Linked DNA regions of Mus musculus: regions 2 and 3 are each linked to region 1. Evidence: chromatin loops called from intact Hi-C (ENCODE). Cell type or tissue: heart. All regions are shown on one strand. Region 1 holds the start of Barx2 (BarH-like homeobox 2). Region 2 has its middle 150 kb from the start of Gm31408. Region 3 has its middle 130 kb from the start of Gm31408.

What was found. Peaks named below come from ENCODE experiments on the same cell type or tissue, not always from the same donor. Only the 100,000 strongest peaks of a DNase experiment are listed, where the experiment ranks them.
Region 2: it touches region 1 in a loop (2.0-fold over the local background); 2 of 42 quality-filtered maps call a loop at or near these places.
Region 3: a loop joins it to region 1, with 2.1 times the contacts of the local background. A loop is called at or near these places in 3 of 42 quality-filtered maps.

What each region holds. Positions count from the first base shown.
Region 1 is chr9:31,909,969-31,917,968 of GRCm38, reverse strand. Barx2 (BarH-like homeobox 2) reads left to right here and starts at 4,684. Exons shown (of 4, transcript NM_013800.2): 1 at 4,684-5,064. The coding sequence starts at 4,878. It overlaps Gm31497 (a long non-coding RNA gene), which reads right to left. Exons shown (of 3, transcript XR_379218.3): 3 at 6,771-6,956. In heart, a CTCF peak has its summit at 4,929; no DNase peak of the experiment used is centred here; H3K4me3 peaks cover 2,889 bases; H3K27me3 peaks cover 7,019 bases.
Region 2 is chr9:31,701,081-31,709,080 of GRCm38, reverse strand. No RefSeq gene overlaps it. Among named protein-coding and RNA genes, the nearest start is that of Gm31408, 150 kb to the right of the region's middle. In heart, no CTCF peak of the experiment used is centred here; no DNase peak of the experiment used is centred here.
Region 3 is chr9:31,684,545-31,692,544 of GRCm38, reverse strand. No RefSeq gene overlaps it. Among named protein-coding and RNA genes, the nearest start is that of Gm31408, 130 kb to the right of the region's middle. In heart, no CTCF peak of the experiment used is centred here; a DNase peak (open chromatin) is centred at 4,194; H3K4me3 peaks cover 818 bases; H3K27me3 peaks cover 1,041 bases.

The DNA of each region.
Region 1 (8,000 bases):
TCTTTCTTTCTCTCTCTCTCTTTCTTTCTCTCTTCTTTCCGTCCTTCCTTTCTTCCTTCCTTTCTTCCTTTCCTTCTTCCTTTCTTTCTTTCAAAAAAGATTTATTTATTTATATATGAGTGGTCCATTTGCATGTATGCCTGCATGACAGAAGAGGGCATCAGATCCCATTACAGATGGTTGTGAGCCACCATGTGGTTGCTGGGAATTGAACTCAGGACCTCTGGGAGAGCAGCCAGTGCTCTTAACTGCTGAGCAGTATCTCCAGTCCTCTTTCTTGAAAAAAAAAAACATTGTTGTTTTATACTGTGACCACAGTCTCCCCTCTCTCCTTTCCTCTCAATTCTCCCTACATCCCTTCTTCCCCAGCCACTCTTTCTCTAATTTACTGAACTTTTTCATCTTGGCATTAATGCTTAGTGCTTTATAGATACAGCTATTGCCTTTTTTATTTTCCAGTTTGAACTTGGCTTTTAGGAATTGCATGATGGCTCTACTCCATTCTTTGTAAGCTCATTGGTCAAGTGGATTGCATTTGTGGCCTCTCTTTAAAAGGTGCCTTGCAGTGTATGAGCACAATTTTGTAAATTAATATCATCATTAGAAAATAGGCTGACCTCCTTGTATACTCCCTGTAGCTTGTTATTCGTGCAGCCTGGTCGGGCTGCACAGACAGCAAGAGGTTTTGGCATGAATCTGGGGCCCAGGGGAGTATTAACTTACAAGGCTTTCCCTATTTTGCTTTTACATATCTGAAAGTATTTCAGAACTTAGTGGCTGAAATACAAGTTATTAAATACACGTGGCCAGACTATAAGAAATGCTTTTCTGCCCTCTAGGTCCCCTTTGAAGAAAAGGTAGCTGAGAAATGAACTGGTGTCTTTGTCATAATTACACCTGATTGCAGTATAATCAAGATTATAAAAGGATCCTTAGCTAAAAGTCAAGGTGGGTCCTACATGGAATTTAAGTGTCATATTTGGGGGTTAGAAAAATCCTTTCATGAAACTTCAACAGTTCTTGGTGAATGGAAGATAAAAATCAGAAGGAAAACTTTGGTTTTCAGGTCACCCAGCCCAGTTTTTATTCCAGTCCCCTTCTCTTATGCTGAGCTGTCTTAGGAATCAGAGGCCAAATTGGGGAGTGGGTGTGTGATCCTGGGAAACCTGTCCTTCAGAGTGTGAATTTTTCTCACCGTGTATGCTCACTGCTCAGTGTAAACAGTCTGGCCCTCTCCATGTGTGTTCCTCTGCGGTCGTCGGGGTCGGTCGCAAGGGCAGACACTGACCGAGTATGATGCCTGGACACTGAAGAGTGTCTGCCAGTCTCCAGCAGCTGGAGAAGGTTTGAGCCCCTCTGGCAGATGTTTCATGTTCCAGCCACTTCATTAACGTTGGAAACAAAACCCCCACTACTCTTCTGACCAAGGTCCCACTTGTGATTGACAGCTGGGGTGTGCTTCCTCCCAGTAGGGATGCTTTGCAATCTAAGTGTGGCGCAGAGAGGGTGAAAAAAGGGGAGCTTGAAGGGGGGAAAAAAGAAAATAAAAGAAATTGGGCTACATGCCATTGTTCAAAGCTCAAAATTAACAAGGAAAGGGGAGAGACTCATTTAAAGAGAAAGACAAATTTAGTACAACTAATTAAGAGTTGATGTCCCATCAAACACATTATTTAATTTTATTTCCAGAGCTTCCATACAATCATGTGTTCATGGCACATTCACTGAGAAGCGACCATGTGTCAGGCACTATATGATGGTAGGGGGTGAATAATGTTCAATAAGGCATCGGCCATCAGGAATTCACTATCCATCGGGTGAAATAAACAAAGAGCACACTGACAGAACTGCTGGGATAGGGGCAGGAACAGTAAAGGACAAGCTTAGGGATGAGACGAGGCTGCTCGAGAGGAGGTTGTATTTGGATGTGTCTCTGGTTTTTCTGGGCAAAGAAGAGAGGGGAGGGGTGGCAGAGCATTCCAATTAAAGGCAAGGCTTGTAAAAGGCCAACCCTGTGAAGTAGAAATTAGGATTACCGTTTGGAAATGAAAAGCCAAGGTCAGTTTAGGGAACGAATACCAGACAGCCAAAGACTCTAGGCTCCAAGATTCAGGGCTGCTTATTCCTTCCTTCAGCGGGAATTTGTTCTTCCAGTCCCCTTCCTTCCTTGTAGGGGGGGGTAAAAAAGAGAGAGAAAGTTTGTAAGGCACCGATGGGGGATGCTCTCTACTTCTTTGGCTATCAAAATTCACTAGCTTTCAAGCCAAATTGACAGGAGGGTTTAAGTGAATTTTGTGCCTGAGGCTCTATGGGAAGAAGGGAGCAGTAAGACGACAGAATGAGGCCCCACTTGGAAAGACTTGTCATGGGGCCAGTCCATTCCTGCAGACTGGGCTAGGAGTTCAAGCACTTGGTCTGTCTAAGAGCTTCCCTGGGTACGGGTTCACAAATGCCACTCCTGACTCGAGTTTGGAGAGAGAAAAGGTGGAGAGGGAGAAAGAAAGGGAAGAAGAAAAAGAAACAAGCATGCATTATGGGGGGAAGAACGGAACGAAGGGCAGAAGTAAGGAAAGAGAAAAAGGAGCCCAAACTTAGAAGCCCCAAAGGCGAGTACCAACGAGGGAAAGGGAGAAATGAGAGGGGTAAAAAGAGGGAAGAGCCAAGAGAAAGAAAGAAAAAAGGTTGAAGGACAGGAGTGCAGGACAGAGACAGGGTTACCGATAGTGAGACCCAGAGCGCACGCCTTCGCGAGACCACTCCGGAACCTGCTAGCCTAAGCGCAGCGGCACGCTCAAGCTCCGGCCCTGAGGCCATTCGGATGCCGGGCTCCGAGCGCTGCAAGCCGGTCTCCCTGTCGCCTCCGTCAGACTCAATTCCCGCCAAGCACTTAGTTTCTTCGTGGCTGCCTATGGTGCGGCATGGCACTGTACGGGTGACTCAAGAGAGCAGCGCCTCAGGATTAGCACGGCAGCGAGTGTTGCGCTGGGTCCCTGGCCCCTGGCTCCTCGCGTAGCGGGTCGAGGCGACCGGTGGCGCACCCCGACAGGTCCTAGGCCCTCCGTCCTCCACAGCAGATAGTCCACAGAGTCCAGGGATAAAGGCAAGGACCTCAGCCTCTGGGGTACCTAGCTGCAGTGCTGGCTACCTATGTCTGGTACAGCAGAAATAAAAGCAATCTCAAGAGTTAAGAAGGAAAGAGAAATCAGGCAGAGGCAGACACACGAGAAATAAAAATCATTAATACGAGCTGATGCCCACAGCAAACGCTCGACTATGATTCAGTCTATTAATGCCTATTTTCTTTAAGTGTTTAATCATTAGTTCAGCAAGTTTGTTCCTTAGCGAGTTTAACCACCGGCCCAGGTGCGCGTCCCGACTTGCTTCCGCGGCTAACCATGCTCGGAGCGCGTAGCCACGGGATCAGTCGCACCGTGCGAGCGTCAGGCAAACACCATCGGCTGTTTTGTCCCAAATTCTGTGTCCCCGCTGTCCGTTTCTTTTCCAGCTTGCGCACACCACTTCAGGGGCACAGTCTTGGGGGCTGGGAGTGCACCCGGAGGTCGTTTCCCACGGCCGGCCGGCCGGCTGGAAGAGTCACTGACAGCAGGAGCTGTCCTAGGCGCTTAGGTGCGGGCCGGACGCTCTAACGCAAGGATTGTGGTTAGGAACAAAGTTCGTACAGACATTGGTAGGAACAGATTCTGAGATTAGGACGCTAGGAAGAAAGAGGCAAACCATCCCCCAATACCAGAAGTGTGTTATACCCCGGAATGGAAAGCGGGATTGGGCACTAGGAAAAGCCAGAATTTGGGCTAACTTTGGAAGGGCCGCGGGCACGTCGCGATCCCGCTGTTTTGGCCCTTTCTGGCAAAAGAAAACCGTTGTATGAACAGAATTTAAACACACACTCACACACACCACATTACTACCCTAGTTTATAATTGGGATAACGGAGTGTGCTAAATTCATTTGTAGTTTGGGGTCGTAGTGAGGCAATCAAGTTTGCAACCTTGGAGCAAATGCCCCACCTCGGGAGCGCACGGCTGCAGCGCGGGCTTCGGAGCTGTGGGCTGGGTTGAGAGAGGACACTGTGGTTTAGGGAAATGGCCCAGCGGGGACAAGTGAGGCTCGGTGGTCGTCGGAAAGCGCGCGCTCTGGAGCCCGGAGCTTCGCGATTCTGGATGAAGATGCCACTGCTTTATGGCAAGAGGTGTGGACATAGCTGCCTATAGGGTTGCGGGGGCGGAGGGGCGGGAGCGGTGCCCCCTTTAGCAGGACTGGCGCTAAGGGAGGACAGAGGGGCGATGCGACTCGGAAAAGTGGCGGCTAGACTCCTGAGTCCCTGGAGAAGGAGGCGCGCGCCCGCAGTCCTGCGCGTGCACACACACACACGAGCGCGCGCACACACCCGTACACACACCTGGAGCTGGGGGAGGGGGAAAGGAGAACCGGAGCGAGTGTCTTAAAATAGAGCCGCCTGGGGAGCGCTCGACTCTCGGATCGGCGGGAGGCAGCGGGCAAGAGCGGTCGGACCCGGGGTGCGCAGGTCAGCACCCCAGCCGCACGGGCGCGCAGGGGCGGGGTAGCGGCCGACGCCCCTCGGCTCGCGCTCCGCACCTGGCCCTGCAGGAAGTGCGCGCTGATTGACAGCTGCGGTGTCCCAAAAAGGCTGTAGTCAAAGATGCTGCTCGGCGGGTGGGTGTAGACGCAGCAGGCGCGCCCGTGCCCTCTCTGCTTTGCGCGCCTCCCCGGGCCCCGCCGCCCCTCTGGCTGCCGAGGAGCGGGGCTCAGGCCCCAGCCAGCGAGCCACCTCCTGCGGTCCCGGACGGCCAGGCGCTCGCCGCGCTCAGGTCGCCAGGCTCTGGTCCCGGCTCACCATGCACTGCCACGCGGAACTGAGGCTGAGCTCACCCGGCCAGCTCAAAGCAGCCAGGCGGCGCTACAAGACTTTCATGATCGATGAGATCCTCTCCAAGGAGACCTGCGACTACTTTGAGAAACTTTCCCTCTACTCTGTGTGCCCGTCGCTGGTGGTGCGACCCAAGCCCCTGCACTCTTGTACCGGTAAGACAACCGCTGGGCGATATAGTGGGCTGCTGTACTTTTGCCCGTGTGCGGTCGCCTCTGCTTTCCAACCTGAGAGCCAGAGGGACCAAAGGATTCTTTTCCTGCGTCCTTGCAAGAACAGACTCGCCCGCCAGTGGTGGGCATTCAAAAGCGTTTGCAACCGGGCCTGGGCAGGTACTGCTCCCTGGATGGGAGATGAGTTAAGACCAAGTGGTCCTTGGAGTGAGACGCCAATGTAGCATAACTGTCCTGGCTTCTTGGAGAAAGCGTCCTTCTCCCTGGCACTACCGGGGGTTTTAGTGAGAAACTTCAAACACTTGAACAGATTCAGTGCCTAGGCGGTTTCACGCAGTGAGCTTGTCAGTTTCAACTTTAATTTGGTGGTCTCATCTTTCACCTAGAGTTAGATTGCCCAGCCTCTTTTGTAATTTTACAGGTAAATCGGTTTCATGGGCTTCAAAATAAACTTGTGACTACATCAAACTTTACTTAAAATGATTGCCCTCAGGAAAGTAGTTTTGGGCTGTGCTGAGTTTTGACACAAGCAGAAAGGATAAACCCCTTGTTTGTTTTAAGTGACTAAAACCAACACTAGTAACAGTTTTTTTAAAAAAAAAAAAACCCTCAAACCTGGTTTCCTCTGTCCACAAAAACTAGACCAATAGGAAGGAAACAGAGAATTTAGTAATTACATTGAAAAAGTAGATCTGTAGGAAATCAATCCAAAGACATTTAAAACAGGGTGTACATTTAGAGAAGCTCTGGGTTTCAAAGTTCCCTGGCAGATGGGGATCAGGCTACAAAAAAGTTAGGTGGAGCTAAAACAGTTGAAAATATTTTCAAGGAAGTTCTTGACTGTGCTTTCCACTGAGAGCAAACAAGTGCTTTGGGCCTTTGGTTCTGTGCTTGCTGTATGACTGCCATGAAACAAACTCACGAAATTATAATTGGAAAAATGGAAGTGTGTGCCCACTGCAGTGGTTCCCAGACTTCTTTTCTGAACTTCGGGGATAAAAAGCTGCTAAATGTAATACTTGGAATTCCATCTCTCCCACGGTCCAGCCATGCTAGTCACTAAGTCTAAATAATAAATATGGGGAGAGGTTTTTCCCAAATCAAGTTACTCCTACATTTGGCCATAAAATGAATATTTCACTTCTTTCAGCAAGGTAGTTTTAGACTTGATATCCCACAACAAGCCTTGTAATACTGAATTTTATAAACAAGAAAATAATCAAGGTATACATTAAATAGATTTGAGAAACAAGATAGAGGCCCACCCTGCTGGCATTTTGTCTGCTATATATGTAGAGTCTCCAATGAGTCATCTGTGAATGTTTGGGGCTGGAGAAGTAGGCTAAATCTTCTCTTTGAGAACATTTATTTGCCACAACAATAAAATCCCAATGAGGACCCCCCCCCGTGACAATTCTCATTGTACCCCGTTGAGTCTCGCTACCCAGAAGATAGGTTCAGTTCCTGAGGGACCCAGGGCCCTGTTTAGTACCTGCTGCCTTTCAGGGGCTTTGATGTAATTCTAAGGCCACTTTCCATGGCTTGTGGGAGTCACAGAGTTGGGTCATGCAAGAAAACATGCTGGAAAAAGAGAGGGAGAAAAAGGCCCAGAAAGTTTTCACGTAGTCAGTCCAGGCTAGTTCCATGATTTATGGAACCTTGGGTGGGAAATAAAACAGGCACACTGCAATGATTCAAAGGCAGTTTTGTGAGCAATAAAGGTGAGTTGACATGGTCGCAGGCTTGTCCTGTGTTCCTAGAAGTTCTTGGTTTGCTGCAGGAGAGGTTATTTGCGGTGGTTTTCTTGCCTTCTTTTTCCATTCTTCCCCCTGGATCGTTTCTTTCAAAATGTGCTTGATTTGCTGTAGTTGAGACTTAAAATATAGAAAGTAGGATTTGCTAGTGGAATTAAACTCATAAAAACTGGCTACAATAGTTGATACTTCCAGATCGTAAGCCTACAGTGGGTTTACGGTTACAGAGAAAGCCTTGCGTGTATGAGATCATAGGAAGCCCATTAGAGACTTCTCTGGGGTTTTATGCTTTCAAAGCTGTCTTGTACTTTTTAACTGTCCAAATCAGGGTCAAAAAACAAAACAAAACAAAACAAAAAACAAAAAACCCTTAGCTAGGATAGCTACAATCTTTTAAAAATTAATTAAAAATAATAAAACTGGAGTTGCTGGTATCTACAGCGAAACAGTAATGCATTTTTCTGGATAGAGACAGATGTGCAGCCTAGGTGGCCGAAACACTGTCGGAGAAATTCAAAACAAGTGGAAACTTACACTGGAATTAAAGTGACCAATTTTCTCATTTTTAAAGTTTGCACACCTCCACCAAGCTTAAGTAACTGTGACAGAAGTGAACTCGGTCAGGCAGAATGTTGAAAATGAAGACTAAAAATCTCTCCACAATCTGCTCCACTGTTGACCAGCGTGTTCAATAAGCATGAAGGATAAGGGCGGAACAAAAGCCACATTTAGAAGACTTCCACCTAATTAAGCAGTCCGTGTTGCTAGATTTAGTAATCCAAGTGGCAATGCATGATATCAAATCTCCGCAGGCAGTAGAGTGTGTATTTAAGTAAACAGAGGAATGGAAACCTTTTTCATTAGTCAGATAATCACCTGGCAGTCATTCATTACTAAACATTCTCCCTTGGTGGAACACTCATCATTAGAAAAGTATTGTTCATTTTAACAGGTCTTTATTGAAAACACAGCAGTTTTACTCTTACAGAGTGACTTCTAAATGTTTTTTTTTTCTCCCCCAGTAGTTTCTCCTAAATCCAAGAAAGAGAATTGATACTGAGAAAGAGAATCCTTTTTAAGTCAAACTAAAGGAAAGTTTCATCATTAAATTAAAAAAAAAACATACCCAACAAACTAAAGTAAGCCTCCATTTAAACAAAGTTT
Region 2 (8,000 bases), 210 kb after region 1:
CCCAAAAAGACAAGATTGATGAAGAGCAAGACATTTGAGTCCCAGGCACATAAAAACCATGAAGAGAACAGAGGGTGGGTGTGGCCAATCATGTGCTGGAAAGTCCCACGGACACCCACCCTCCTCGACACCCGACACAGGTAGACCATGTGACTCTTGTTTTTTTTTCAGACAGCAATATACATCAAGTCTCCAAAGAAGTCTGAAGAAGGCCAGGGCTCGCCTCACTATCCCCAGGTGACAGCTGACTGTACTTAGAGCCATGGACTTAGATGGTGGCCCACCTGAGATGTGACCCGCTGCCCCCAGTCACCCTCTAGAGCTTTTTTAATTTTTTTGGTGATTGAGAAGGTTGAAACACATTTGTCCTTACAAAGCATTCAGACTTCACTTAGCCTGAGGTACTTAAATAATTAAGATCATTTTGAGCTTATTTTAGGCTTTAGGTACAGCTAGACTGTTTTCTTTTGGATTCTCTTTCCAACTTTTACATTTAGAGCATTGTAAAAAAAAAAATGTCCTGTTGAGACGCATTAATTGGAGCCTTACCAAAATATATTTTAAATGAGGTTTAGACTTAGCTGAACTAAATTTCCATTTCCTGTTCCTCCTTCCCTTGAGCCCCACCCCTCTCCTCAAAGCTCAGTGGCTTTGGGGGAGGGGCTAGTCTTCTCAGGCTTAGTCTCCTGTAATGGCCACAGCACAGAAGTGGCTGATTGGCCCGTTCCCTTCATGGGTCTCTGAGAGGAGGAAAAATCCCGTAGACCTGTGAACAGTGCAAGGAATGGCTCCCCATTGCACACTGTTTAGCTAGGGTGAAGATTGTTTGTAGGGAGACTACAAAGTGCCTTGGGCAGGGTTAGGCCTGTGATGGGTCCTGGCCCTCATCACTGGCTCAGCAGTGATGCGGATGCAAGGAAAGCCGCATCCTAGCGGGATTGGCGCTAGTGCTCTACGCACTGTGGGAGCTGCTGTGTTTCCTCTCCCTCCTGATGTTTACAATGCACTACTTCCTGCCAAGGGGAGTCATGCAAAAGCAGTAAATACTCAGGCCAAGAGGCTGTGAGCCATTAGCGACAAGAAGAGGTGTTTGCCTGTCTCACAGGAGCACCTCAAAGGCACCTGGGATGACATGTGACATGTCCAAAAGGCCTGTCTCCCTTCTCTGCTTTAAGGTCTGGCTTTTGGTCTTTGATTTTGTTTTACTAGAGGTACAAATTCAAAATCAACTGAAGGCTTGTATTTAAGTCCTCTAAGAAGAGACGTCTTCCCTAACCTGGTGAAAAGTCCCCGAGTCTCCACATACAGAGTACTGTGGGAGAGAAATTCCTGGACAAGGCTGAGGAAGGCAGGAGGAGCATCTAAGACCCTGCTGGAGTGGCGAGGCCCTCAAACCACACACAAGAAGAAAGACTGTAATATTCTAGGAAGGTTGTGTTGGACATCTGACACTTCTGGTCAGCTCTTTGGAGAAGCTGCCCTCCAACAGTGCAGAGGTTCTGATGGGGTTGGCCATCACATTCTTTAGTTGTTTCTTTTCTGTGGCCACCTCAGTTACACAGCCTTCTTGCTTTTGTTTACATCAGGGGCAATCGTATGCTTGAGGAAAACAGTGCCAATGCTTTTAACAGCGTTAAGCAGAGAGCTCAGGAAGTCCTGATGATCTATGGAAACCCGAGGCCCGCCACACGCCAACAGTGTGACCTCAGCTAAGACAAGTCATTCTTTGAGACCATGCAACGGAGTGTGGGATAATAATTCTGGGGTGTCTCCTTCAACAGGCCAGGACATAATGGATCAGAAAGTGCCTGGTGTTAGCACAAACTGTGATTATTAGTGACAAATTATGTAAGGCGTGAAAACATGGAGTAGATGTGCGTGCACCTCAGAAACCAAATGAGCTGGAGCTTAAAAAGAGAAAGCAAAACAGAAGCAGAGTGCAGAAGCTGGAGGGATCCCTAGGAAGGAGTGGACGTTCTTAATTAAGCACATGGGAACAGCCCTATTGGCTAGGCTGGGGACGGGGGGGTGGGAGGGTGGGGAGGGCAACTCAACAAAGAACTCCCAAATCTGTGTGATTCCTTCTGCAAGGTCTGCTCCTGACCCTTTAGTGACAAGTCTGGTGACACCTCATACGGTAGCTCAGGGGAAAATACTGCTGCATTCATCTGAAACACTTACTGCTGATCGAGCGCTGGTGAGCTAAGCCAGTTTGGGAGATGAAGAAGGGCTTGTGGCGAGACAGTGTAAGCTAGCCAGAAACAGAAATAAAACAGCAGGCAGAGAAGAGTGGGAGCCAGTGGAATGTGCAGTCTAACTTGGAAATTTGCTCATGAGGGGCAGCGTCAGGGCAGACGATGTTTGCTTGATTGTCTTTATCAGTCTTGGCTTTCTATGGCTATGATAAAACACCACTACCAATAGCAGCTTGGGAAGGAAAGGGTTGTCTCGCTGCCATAGCATAGTTCATCGCTGAAGGACTTCAGGGTAGGAGTTCGAGGCAGGGACCTGGAGGCAGGAGCTGAAGCAGAAGCTTCGGAAGAGTGCTGCTTACTGTCTTTCTCTTCCTGGCTTGCCCAGTTTACTTTCATATACCATTCCAGGGCCACCTGGCCAGGAGTAGTGCCACTCACAATGGGCTGGGCCCTCCCTTATCAGTCACTAATTAAGAAAATGCCTCCATCGGCTTGCCCATACGTCAATTAATGGGGACATTTCCTCAATTGAGAGTCCCTTTCCCCAAATGACTCTAGCATATAACAATTTGACAAACAAACTAACCAGGACGATTGGCTCTTTGTCAACTTGAGAGGTAAACACAGACTGTTAAACTTTAACTTTTCCTTTGTTGTACATCCCCAATATCTCACATTAATATCAGTATCACAATATAAGATTTCAACTTTCAAAGGTCCCATAAGCCTTAAGAATTCAAGTTATTTAAAAGTTTATTCTCTTAAAATATTCAAAGGCGCTCTAAAACTCCGAAGTCCATTCAGAAGTTCAAAGTCTCTCAACTTCAGGTTCCTATAAAATAAATATTAAGTTATATACTCCCTTACTCCAAAAGGAAAGAACCAGGCACGATCATAATCAAAGAAAAGCAAACCTCAGATCCAACATCCCGAAGTTCAATGTCAGATTTCTGGGCGTGTTAATCTTCTAGGACTTGCCACAGCACACAGTTTGCCTCCTAGGCTCAAGTTAGCTCTGCTCCACAAGAGCTGTTGGTCTTGAAATCATCCCATGGTACTAGCATCTCCAAAATGCTGACGTCTACACTGCAACTGCATTGTACCTTCACAAACAGCCCCCCTGGGTTCTGTGCAGAAACTCTAATCCCGTCATGTGGTCCCAAATATTCTCTCTATGATCCCCTCATTCCTGGGAGTTCTATTTCAAACTGGGGCTGGACACTCATCAATGGCTTTCCCTAACCTCTCATAGAGCCAAGTTCCAACTGCTCTTCATATCCCGGGACTTCATACCTTCTAAACCAGTACCACCATGGCATCTCTCACATACACCAAGTCTGACTGCCAGCATGAGGTGTAGCCTTAGCCCGCTCTGAATCAAAGTTTCTATGTGCTGATTCTGAGGACACATTTCCCAAATGATTTCACTTTAATGATGCTGGTCTTTTCTTATTCATCATTGATTTCTCACCATCTAACCAGCACCAATTGTCCTTGCAAAGCAAATGTTTTACTTTGATGGGTTTGGTCTCTTATTAATCACAGCAATTATTCTGCTCCAGAAAGCCAGATGGACAGTTTCTCAATTCAGAACATCAACCAGCCTTGATGAGGGACACTCATCTTGAGGAGCTTGTAAACCTCCTTCTGAAACACCACAAGCTATGCTGTACTGTACTGTTCTCAGGGTTATCTTCCTAGTTTCTGAGCTGGCTAGTTTTATGTCAATTTAACAAGCTTGGGAAGAGGAAACTACAACTGAGAAAAGTCTCCCACCAGACAGGCCTGTGGTACATTTTATTGATTGATGATTGATGTGGGAGAACCTGCCTCACTGTGGTAGGTACCACCTCTGGGCTGTTTGTCCTGGTGCTGTAAGAAAGCAGCAAGCCAATACACAACATCCCTCTATGGCCTCTGCATCACTTCCTGCATCTAGGTTCCTACCTTGAATTCACATTCTGACTTCCATTAGTGATGGACTGTTACCTGGAAATGTAACGTGAAACAAACTCTTTCTCTCCTAAAATTACTTTTGGTCTTGGTGTTGTATCACAGCAACAGAAGTCCTATGACAGAAATTGGTTCCAGGAGTAGGGTATTGCTGTGGCAGCACTGGCCAGGTGTTTGGGGGTCGGGGAGATTGTTGTAGATTTTGAACTTTGAGCTGGAAAAGCCATAGAGTGCTCAGAGCTCACTGGGCTGTTCTGTGGGTGCTTGGAAGAATGATGAATTAAGAATTTGTGGTACAGATCAGCTGGAGTTTAAGAGCCAGCTGTGATTAAGAAGAAACCAGAATTGTTGATAATCATAAATGTGGAAGTATTTCCTCAGAAGCTGTGGTCCACAGGGGGCAAAGACTGCATCCTGTGCTGTCATTTGCATTTGGTAACAAAAGAGCCACACAGGTGGTGATGGTTTTGAAGACATGAAAGGGATCCTAGAGAGCACCCGAGGCTGGGCACTGTGTGGCAGGATTGCAGTCCCAGAGAGAAGCCAGTAAAGGTGAGTTGTAGCCTCAGTTGCAGAAGAAGGCCCAGGATTGAAGAGGTCATGGAGAGAACTTGAGGCTTGGCACCATATGGCAAAGTCAAACTCCCTCCACAGAACCCAGATGCAATGGAAACCTTAATATTTTAGAGATCCCAGTACCATGGGATGACCACCAAGGACAGCAGCGACTGCAGAGTAATGGCAGCTTAATCCCACCAGCAAGCTGTGTGTGTGCTGTGGATGGCAGAGCCAGCAGGATGGGTGTATAATGTCCGTCAGAACCCAGAAGTTCGTGAGTGAATCTCAGACATTGGTCACTAAGTTATTTATGCTGTTGGAGTTCGGTTTAGTTTGATCTGATTGAAACTGTGCTTCGGCTCATCACCTTTGAAATAATAAAGTATGTAATTTAATTTTTATTTTACCGAAGACCACAGTCAAAGAACTTTAGGATTTTAGAGAGACTTTGGGACTTTAGGGGAAATTTAGAGTTTGAGGGAGAAATTGAAGTTTTAAAGAGACTTTGGATATTTTAAAGAGACTAAACTTTTAAGGTATTTGAAGTTTAAAGACTGTGGTACTTTTAAAAGTTAGGATGTTTTATATTGTGGAATTGATATTAACATGCCACCCTAGGGACAGATAAGAAAGGAAAGGTTCTAGTTGAATAGTGATGTGTTTGTGTATCAAGTTGACAAAGGGTCATTTGCGATGGCTAGTTTTTGTCAGCTTAACACACTCTAGAGTCATTTGGAAAGAGTGAACTTCAACTGAGAAAAATGACCCTACTATATTGGCCTGTGGCAAGCCTGTGGTGTGTATTCTTTATTGATGGTTGATGTAGGAGGGCCAAGGCCACTGTAAGTAGTGCCATCCTTGGCTGGTTGTCCTGTGTGCTCTAAGAAAGCAGGCTGAGCAAACCCAGAGAAGCAAGCCAATAAACAGCTTTCTACCATAGCCTCTGTATCAGGTCCTGCCTCTAGGTTCCTGCCTTGAGTTCATGTCCAGATGTCCATCGGTGACGGACTATTTCCTAGAAGAATACAATGAAATAAACTCCGTCTCTCCTCAGGTTGCTTTTGGTCAGGTGCTTTCTTTCATGGCTCTAGACTCTTTCTAAGGCAGTTCCCACAAGCTCTGAAAATTCAATGGCTTTGATAGCCCAAAGCTCCAAAGTCCTTCTATAACCCTCTTCCCAAATGGCCAGATCTGTCACAGCAATTGACACCGCTCTGGTGCCTAGTTACATTTTAGTTTGCTTTCCATTGCTGATATAAAACACCAGGACCAGAAGTAACTTGAGGAGGAAAGGATTTATTTTGCTTATACTTTCACATCATAGCCCATAATTGAAGGAAGTCGGGGCAAGAACTGGAGCAGAAACTTGGAGGCAATAACTGAAGCAGTGCTCCTTACTGCAGTGAGCATGATGGAGTGCTCCTTACTGCAGTGAACATGATGGAGTGCTCCTTACTGCAGTGAGCATGATGGAGTGCTCCTTACTGCAGTGAGCATGATGGAGTGCTCCTTACTGCAGTGAGCATGAAGTGTTCCTCACTGCAGTGAGCATGGTGGAGTGCTCCTTACTGCAGTGAGCATGAAGTGTTCCTCACTGCAGTGAGCATGAAGTGTTTCTCACTGCAGTGAGCATGGTGGAGTGCTCCTTACTTCAGTGAACATGATGGAGTGCTCCTTACTGCAGTGAGCATGAAGTGTTCCTCACTGCAGTGAGCATGGTGAAGTGTTCCTTACTGGATTCCTCCTCCTAAGTTTGGTTTCTTAGAACATCCCAGGAATATCTGCCCAGGGCTGGGCTCTCCCCAATCAATTACTGATGAAGAACATGACCCCATAGGCCAGTCTTGTGGAAACATTTTCTCATCTTATTTTCCTTCTTTCCAAATGACTCTAGCCTGTGTCAAGTTGACATAAAACCTACCCAGTACCTTATCTTTATTTCTTTTATACTTCTTAATTAAATTTTTTTTCCACGCAGCATAATTTAGTTGTACTCTTGCCCTCCCACAACTCCCCACCTGCCATGGTGCTATAGTCTTTTTCTCTTAAAACAAAAATGAACAGCATCAATAAGCACATACACAAAGAACCAACCAAACAAGACACACCACATCGTTTGGTTTCTGTCATTTCAGGGTGTGAAGCCTGCCCTGGGGTGGGTTTGATACACCCACTGTCTTTGATTTCCTCCCTCACAGCAGTTATCAATTGCAAATAGCTCCTGGATTATGGATAGGACTTGGTGCCCACTTTCCATTCTCTGTGCTAGAATTTGATTTGGTTTGAACTTGTGCAGGTCCTTGTGCACACTGTTGGTTTCTGAGACTTGACATAACCATCGGTCCTTTAGTGTCTAGAAATGCTGTTCCCTCAGAATCACATGAATCTCACAATCTTTCTGTCTCCTCTTTCAACATGGAGCCTGAGGTCCCAAGGGGAGAGATTTGTCTTTCTTTCTTTCTTTCTTTCTTTCTTTCTTTCTTTCTTTCTTCCTTCCTTCCTTCCTTCCTTCCTTCCTTCCTTCCTTCCTTCCTTCCTTCCTTTCTTTCTTTCTTTCTTTCTTTTGACATGGAATTCTACTCTGTCACTTAGGCTGGTTTAGAACTTACTGTGTGGTCCATGCTTGCTTTAATCCCATACTAATCCTTCTGCCTCACTCTCCCAAGGGCTGAGATTACAGATGTGAGCTATTACACCTCTCTGAGGATAATGAATTTTATGATTATCTCCTCTGTCTTCCCTTATGTGTAATCCTCTCAGGAACTCTGTGATGTGATAGTCCTTAGCTCCATTTTACAATGACCTGAAATTCAAGAAGGGTTGAGTCTCCCCCGCCCCCAGGATGTTCTGTGGTAGATCTAAGACTTTGAGCCAGTCCATCTGGTTGCCCATCTATGGTCTTTTAGAAAATGAAGGAAACAAAGTACAAGGAAGTGGTACCTCCAGATTTTCACAGAAGCTCCTCCGTGAAGCTATCAGTATTAAAAGATAACCCGGCATGGTATTTGGTTTATATGTAATATAATGTAAAATATGGTGGATTGCTTCTCACACTGATAAAACAAAATGCCTGACAAAAGCAACTAGGGAGAGAAAGGTTTCTTTTGTCCCAGAGTCCGAGGAGGCAATGGGTCCTCCATGGCGAGAACGTGGTGGTAACAGGAATATGAGGCCACTCACACTGTATCAGCATCAGGAGGCAGAGGGCCAAATGCTGGTCAACAGGTTACTTTCACCCTTTTGTTCCGTCCAGGACCTCAGCCCATGGAATAATGCTGTCCATGTTTAGTGTTG
Region 3 (8,000 bases), 230 kb after region 1:
GTAAGACATTCTGCCCATTTCCATGCTGTGATTTTTGACTGGCTTGTGTTTGTGAAAGTCATACTCAATGCAGGCTGTTACAGCCTCTGAGAGTACTGTGTGAACCTCCCTGCTGTTTTTGGAAAATACTGCTTCTTTAAACCTGTATACCACCTCTCACTCTCATAAGACTTCTGCTCCCTCTTCTGCCTAGATCCTTGAGTCTTGAGAGGAAGCATCTGATAAAGTCACGTAAGTCTCTCGCTCTCTGCATGCAGTTAAGTTATGGGTCGATGTGTTAATTACCTTCAAGAAGAAGGTTTTCTGCTGGGGGTTAAGTGATGCATGGATCAATGGGTATAGAAGTGGGTCATTATGAGTTCTTTTATTGATATGTTCTCTTAGAAAAATAAGAGTAGTAAGTTTTCCCCTGGGTTCATGACTTATCTAGTCTCAGAGTATCGGCCTCATTAACAGTATCGGGTATGCGTTGCTCCATCTCATGGAGTAAAGCCTTCAATACAGGTTTTTAAAAGTGCTTGGCTACTCCCCCAACATTCATGCTGCCATTTTATCAGTGTGCATGGCTTGTAGGCAGATAGTTATAACAGGATTGGGAGTTAGGTAAGATCGATTCTGACCAGAAGAAACAGTAACTCAAGGTCATAGAAGCCTAAGAGAATATGCCAGATTCAGAAATGTTCAAGAAGCTCTGACAGATCTAGAGGGTCTTCACTATTAATTCCCATACCTATTTGCATATGTTTTGCACTTGTTTTAGGGCATCAGTTGGAGACCCTTGAGGGTCATGACCCCTTTGGGGTCACATATCAGATATCCTGTGTATCAAATATTTAGATTACGATTCATAACAGCAGCAAAAATACAGTTATGAAGTAGCAATAAAATAATTTTATGGTTGGGGATCACCAGAATAGGGATAGCTGTATTAAAGGTCATAGCATTGAGAAGATTGAGAGCCACGTTGCAGGGGGAGAGCCTTGGAGGCTAAAATGTCTAATGTCAGGTCCTTCCCTTCCACTCAAGAGCTCCCACCTGAAGAGGGAAAACTCCCAGGTGAGGGAGGGGTAGAGAAAAGGGAGAGAGTGCAGATGGAGGATGAAGGAGGGGCTCTCAGATTAATCCTGTGGGGTTTATCACACCGGAAAGGCAGGGCCAGGAAAGCCATGTTTGGCAGCTAACGGGCTTCTACCTTTGTGACTCAGCAGCCTGCAGCTCAGTATCCTAGCAGAGTCCTCAAGGCCTGATGAGTGAGGCTGTAAAAACCTCACTGAAGCACATTGCAAAACAAGTCTCCATCCCAGCCAGCTGCTTAAAAACCGGGCTCAGAACTAATCCAAAAAGAGGAGCATCTTGATCCAAGGTCACAATGCATGTGAGTAAGTCATCAGCATGTGCCAGGAGGCCCTGCCTCTGTGTAAACTGGAAAACCACCACAATTCCGTTGGGTGCAGCCCATTAGTAAAGGGCCACTGGCTTCCAAAGACCCAGGGATTTAGACACACAACCTCCACCGTGAAACTGCTTCGTGCTTTTCTTCATTTTAGTCACTGAAGCATCCCACGGTGCATTCCCAGGGTGGAATATTTACCCCATTGGGTGGATGAGGCTCAAAGAAACCAAGTCTGATTGCATCCACGCAGCAAGTCAATGCCTGAGACCCAGATCTCCCAGCCCTCTTGCAGCCATTGGATGGCACTTTCAGTGCGACTCTGGGAAGATCAAGGGCCATGGGGCAAGTTTGTATGGAAACTGTAGAAGGCAAAGATGGGCAGACACAGGGGTGGAGCACTTGGTGTCTCTCAACACAACAACAACAAAGAAAAACCACTTGTAGTGTTTGTTCCCCATGAGGTGTGGTGGTGCTACTTCCGTTTTTCTTCTCATTTTGAAAGTCGGGGGAGTAGTATTGAGACTAGTTGGGAGTGATTGGGTAGACTGAATAAGACATTGCAAAGTGTAAGGAATTTCTAAGAAGCATTGGATTTTTTCCCTTTTCAGATGATGAAGCAGAGATCTAGAAAGACAAAACTGAGTTCCTAGGTTCTTGACAAAGCAAGATGGAGTGAGTGCATGTGTCTTAAGAACTGACCCTCGGTTCCCCCACTTTGCCACAATCTTGAAGTAGAGTTATCTCCCTTTTAAACACAAAGTCACGCCTCCTCTCAGGCTTCCTGCCCTCAGCCCTGACACAGCCTCTGGATGCCATGGAGAAAGGGTGAGAAGACCTGCATGACAGAGCAGACCTGTCACCAAAGACTTCAAATTGGAACCTCTTGCTCACTTGATCTTGGAACCAAAACACACAGCCGTAAAAAAAAAAAAAAAAAGAAATGCTGGAAAAACCAAGAGATTCTTCAAGAGGCATTTGCTGGGAGCAAGGAATCTGACTGAGCTGTCACAGCCCAGCCTACTCGGGGCAAGCGTCTGAGGTGAACATGTTGGGAACTGTGCTCTCAGGCTTTTGGCCTTCTATCCTATTGAGTGATGGTCATGGCTCTCGGCAGAGGAGCTGCTGCCAATGGGAGGCTCTCCCGGCCCTCACCCACCAGGTGTTCTTCCCATCAGCCACTTCGGCTGGGCAGGGAGTGGCTCAGCCAGGGCACTGGGATGGGCAAGGAGGTGCAGAAATCTTCCCTGCGGTCCAGGTGTCAACAGACAGGATATGGATCTGCCCCTCCCTTAACAAATAAATAGAACTTTTATGGGCTGAGTAATCCCACATGGGATAAGCCAGACTACTAGTTACGTCAGGTTGTCCTGCCAGGGTCAGACTTCTTTGGTCCTGTCATAGATCCTGACATAATTCTTGTGAGAGGTGACATTTCCCAGATTCTGGTTCTCCACCAGGCAGCCGCCAGTCTGGTTTCCCCCTGCCCACTGGTGCTTCAGGAAGCTCTGTGTTTCTGAGGTCTTCTTTGGCAAATGTCCCACCTCCAGGTCCTAGAGCATTTAAGCTTGTGGTTCTGTGCAGGTGTGACCACGTGCATTTGGTTCCTCTCATTCTGCCCCAGAACACAGCGAGAGTACTTCTGAGGTCGCCTTTTGAAGGAGTTTGCCTCAAATGAAAATTGCATCTGCCCAGGACCTTCTCATCTCCTCCTAGGTTCCTCCTGGCCTCAGTGGAATGTAGAGAGATAAGGTCTAGGTCAGCTTCCTCTTTCTCGTATCTTCCTTCAGTATCAGGCCTCTGGAAAGATGGGTCCTGACAGGTGTGAAAGACAGGCTGATCAGGGATGGGGGACCAGTTGCAGCCTCGTCTTCTACAGCTGCCTATGACAGAGAATACAGGACCGGCCCAAGAAGAGTGACAGACAGGATGCAAAAATGCTAGGCTTCGAGGTGCTATTTAGGTGTCGTCAAACCTTTCCAAAGCTCAATTTCTCCATCTGTAAAGTTGGGGTGAAAATATCCTCTCAGCTTGCCTATTGTTAAAGGTTAACATAAGCAAAAACTGTCACGGGCTCATGGGTTACTGTCCAGAAAGAAAATGGTCCCTTTGCTCTCATGACCAATCATGGTGGTCAGACAACTGGACTGGCTCAGTCACTCCTGCCTGGATGCTATCTGCCCAACTGGGCTCACATATCCATCAGAAAGCATTGTTGAAAAGAATGGGACAGAGTCTTTCAAAGACCAGCCTGTGCTGGCTCCAGTTTCAGATGATGGTCACCTGATCCAGGACGAAGGAACTCTAACTGGGACAACACAAATTCTCAATTCAGGCATGTATCTGGTTGATAAACCCTGGGTTAAGATCCTTCTGGGCCCTTCAGCCTGTATAGACCGAACACCCGCTGAGAAGTCTTGGAGGTGACAATCTACCCCGTCTGACCACACCTTCCCCCAAGATCTTCCTGTATCAGGAGGGCTGAAGTCTTTGATTTATACAAAAGCTGTTTCTCTATGCAAGGTCACCAAGGGGTCAGTCCTCAAAGCCTAAGCCAGAGAAATTCACCTCTGATTTCAGTCTCCAGGTGTTTTATCTACCACACAATGAATTGGCACTTTTAGCTGAGCAATGACTCCCGGGCCCTTTAGAGCTTGCCTTAAGCTCCCTGACTTAATGACTCTCCCTTCTAATGGAAGCAAAAGCCGTTTAAGTGGCCACAGCTGCCAGGAACTTCAGCTAAAAGAGCGAAACTTTCTGAGCTGGTCCGGCAGTAGCTGTACTAATCTTTGGCCCCGCCACCCTCCCCCGCGTGAGTCTCGGGCTTGTTTTGACAGCGCTGGAGCTGGGTCCCATGAGAATAGCACCAAGCACCTTTCCCTTTCCACGCTTGCGCTGCTCCAGCCCATCGCTTGCCGCAGGGGGAAGGAAGAAACAATCGAGCATTGTCTTGTTCTGAACTGGTGTGTCAGAGCCTCTTGGAATAAATATTATTTGCCTGGGAGGGGAATTGACTGCAAAGACAGTGAAATGAGTGAGGGCTGGGTGCAGGGGAGGGAGGGTCAAGATGTTTGGGTTTGGTTTTATTCTTAGTTTACTCTTTTACTCCCGCAGTTCTCCTGGTTGTTTTACTTCTTGACAGGTCATTAAGCACAAACTCTATGCTGCGCAGGGCCTCTGCCAAGGAGAAACACAAAGAGATTTTCTGAAGTATGTGTCCTTGGGTTTCTGAAGGCCCTTGGTCACTCCCTGGCCAGCCCCAGGCTCTGAGAAGAAGAGAAGCAATCTAGGGAGTTACCCAAGACGGAAAAAGATATTCTGGAATCTTCCACTTGCCACGCAGCCCTGCCTCAGCAACACAAGTACTTCACCTGATGTGGCCAACAGCTCTGTCCTTTTATTTCTCCCGAGATGTTTGCGAGGACAGCAGTTACAACAGTCTCTGATGTGGACTGGGGAGCCAGAGTCCCAGGTACCCCAAGCTGCCGGGCTTACTTCATCCCTACTGCTCTGCAATATAGTCTGTGTTCCATTCCCCCATCAAGCCCTTTTTCTGAAGAGAGGTTTGAATCTCTCTAGATTCTAGAGTCTAGAATGAAGAATTAAGGATAAATAGCCAATAGGCAGACACTTGGTGTTCTGCTCTACCAAGGCCAAGCCCTTGACATACTGAGCACAGTAACACATTAGAAGCACAGAGATCCGATCCTTCAGACAGCCACAGCATGGGGAGTCGACGAAACACCTCTGCTGTGTACAATCAAAAGTCTTCTTTCCAGTATGACTCAAGCAAAGTCCCTATATTCATCTGGGAGGAGTATGTGCAGGGGGAAACAGGCTTTCTAATTATCAGCTGTAACACTCATTAATTATAGAGACCTTATCACCTGTTGGCTACTGTGCTAAGTATGGTCAATGCATCCCTTTACCAAGCAAATTTGGTAAGCCCCTGAGAATTGTGATATGCTATTAGTCCATCCGGTGGCTAGCAAGCTAAAGCCTGGACAGCTAAAGTCCTTATAAAGATCACACAGGGCCTATGAGAAGCCTTCCAATGCATCGTCTGCCTGTGAACTGTGTATATCCCCTTAGAAGCCTTCCTAGAAGTGGGAATGGATTTGAAAGACACCAGTACTCCAGCACACCCAGGCCAGGTCATTGCTAATAAAGGGATCCAGTCTGTGGCTGTGATGGCCTTGGGAAAATGGCACCAAGACTCTGGCTTTGTGGATGTGTTGCTTGGGTCAACAACCTTCAGTGTGCTAGGGATAGCATGTTCCCGAGGGCAGAGACCCTGTCTGTGTACTTAGCTTAATTATTTCTGTATACAAAATAATTCCATGCCATGTTCAATGCCATGCGCAATTAGGGATTTAATACACGCTTTTCTGAGGAAGATAAAGATCTCACCATCTGAGCCAGCAAAATAAACATTGCCTCCCTTCTCCCAAAGAGGAACAAAGAGCCACGGGAGGCCATGACACCCCAGGCTGCTGGCACAGTTGTGCAGACAGCATGTGTAGGTGAGTCCTTCACACCTGGCTCCGCTTCATACTAGTTGGCCCCTGGGGAGAGTCCACTGACTTCTGCAAGCTCAGGTTCCCCTTAATATGGGACAAGGTCACACAGCATCTACCTCGTAAAGGTTATTGTAAGAATTAGATGAGAAACTTCAGGGAAGCATCTCATAGGGGGCAAGTATTTCACCAGTTTCCTTTGTAGTACCCGGGTATCTGTCTCCTTCTTTAGCCTGAGATCTCAGCACTCAAGAATACCTTCCATACATCATGGGGCACAGTAGTTTGTTGTCGCTAGAGCTTGAGCAAGAAGAAAGGACCTCCACGTGTGTCTGTGTCAATTCTTCTCTGCATTGATCTGCATTCTCCCAGCAACATGCATTACTGACAGCCCATCATGTTGATTGACATGCTGCTGCCGCCCTTGCTATCAGACTTGGGTCCCTAGTGGCTTGGGCTGAAAGAAGTCTGCAGCTTTTCTGATGTAGGGATAGCACAAGTGGGGTATAACATCCCCAGAGAAAATAATGTGGGTGTCTCATAGAGTGGCTTCTTTATTATGTGATGGACATCAAGAGATCTCTCTGTCTAGCTCTATCTGTTCCAAAAAGGACCCGTCCAGGGTCCTCAAGATTCAGGCAGGAGGGGAAGATGTCAAGAGACTAGAGTGTCTTCTCAGCCCCTGAAACATCTATTTTCTGAGTTCCTACATACAACACATCCTGTGCCCAGACAGGCATTGCTTCTCGCACCCAAGAACAATAGAGGAGAGAGAAAAGGAAGGGAGCTTTGCCATGAGTGCTTCTTATCTCTACTGGCTCCCTGGATCCCCACGATAGCCATCATGTAGGACTGCCATTGCCTACTCCACACATGAAATATTGTCTTAGAGGAGGTAACTTCAATGGCTGCCTAGCAAGCAGCAGAGGAAGTAGCCATGGCCTTGCTGTAAGGACAGTTCTCTGTCTCCCTGCCCTTGAGTCCAGGAACTAACCTCTATTCCTAGTTCTTCCCAGGAGCCAGGAGGGCTTCCTGCAGGCAGCACGAGGGAGGTTTTGCCAAAGCACCCAGTTAAGGGAACACTGATGGAATCACACTCACGAGGCAAGGACAAGGTTATGGGGGTCAGGAAGCCTGCATTCACATCCAGATGCTGTCATCTGGAACACTGGATTGTCTGAAATCAATGCTCTTATCACCTCAGTTTCTAGTTCTGTAAAATGGAAAAGAATAAAGGCAATTAATGTGCACACGTCTTTCTAAGCACAGTGTGTGCGGGTACTGAGTGAGAGACGGCTGCTGCAAAGAGCCTTGCCCAGCCCTCTCTGTGGTTTGTGGAAGACAAGTGAGATGGCGTGTGGAAACACTCTGCAGGTTTCAAAGGTGAGGCTGGGCACTCATGTGCTGAGAAGGTGATTTGAAAAACACTTGGCTTGGTTGGGTTTTCTTTTTCCCATTTCTTTTAAAAAAATATTCTTTTTATTTATTTATTTATTTATTTTAGAATTTCATACACATATGATGTACTTTTGTTGTATCTACCTCTCTTTCTGCCCCTCCCCAGCTCTTCTTGAATCCCCATTCTATTCCCACTAGGTCATTAAATCCAGTTAGCGCTGCCTGTGTGTACGTGGGTGTAGGGCCATGCACCGAAGCATGGCAACCCGTCTGGTGCCACATAGCTGAAAAAAACTAACTCTCAAAGCTCCAGTAGAGAGCACAGAAATACTCCCCCCACCCCCAGAGCAACCGTTTGTCGTCTGTTTTATTTCATTTTATGCCCAACCTTTTATGTACGGAGCTGTTTGCATTCACTTGCGTGTCCTCAATTACCACATACCACAGGCACTGTCTCATCTAAGTAGCTTCTGAGTGTCTTAGAACACCGAAGACAATTAAGCTCTGTCTCCCCTTCGAGATTAATCCAGGTGCAAGCCTTCTCTAAGGCCTGGGAGAAGCAGGCCAGCAAACAACCCACTTCAGGGAGCTGCCGAGAGCCCATTAGTGCCCGTTAGTCATACCAGGCACGCCACCCCTTCAACCCGTGGGTAGCAAAAACTGAAGAACCACCCCTCACTGAGTTTAGGTTGGCA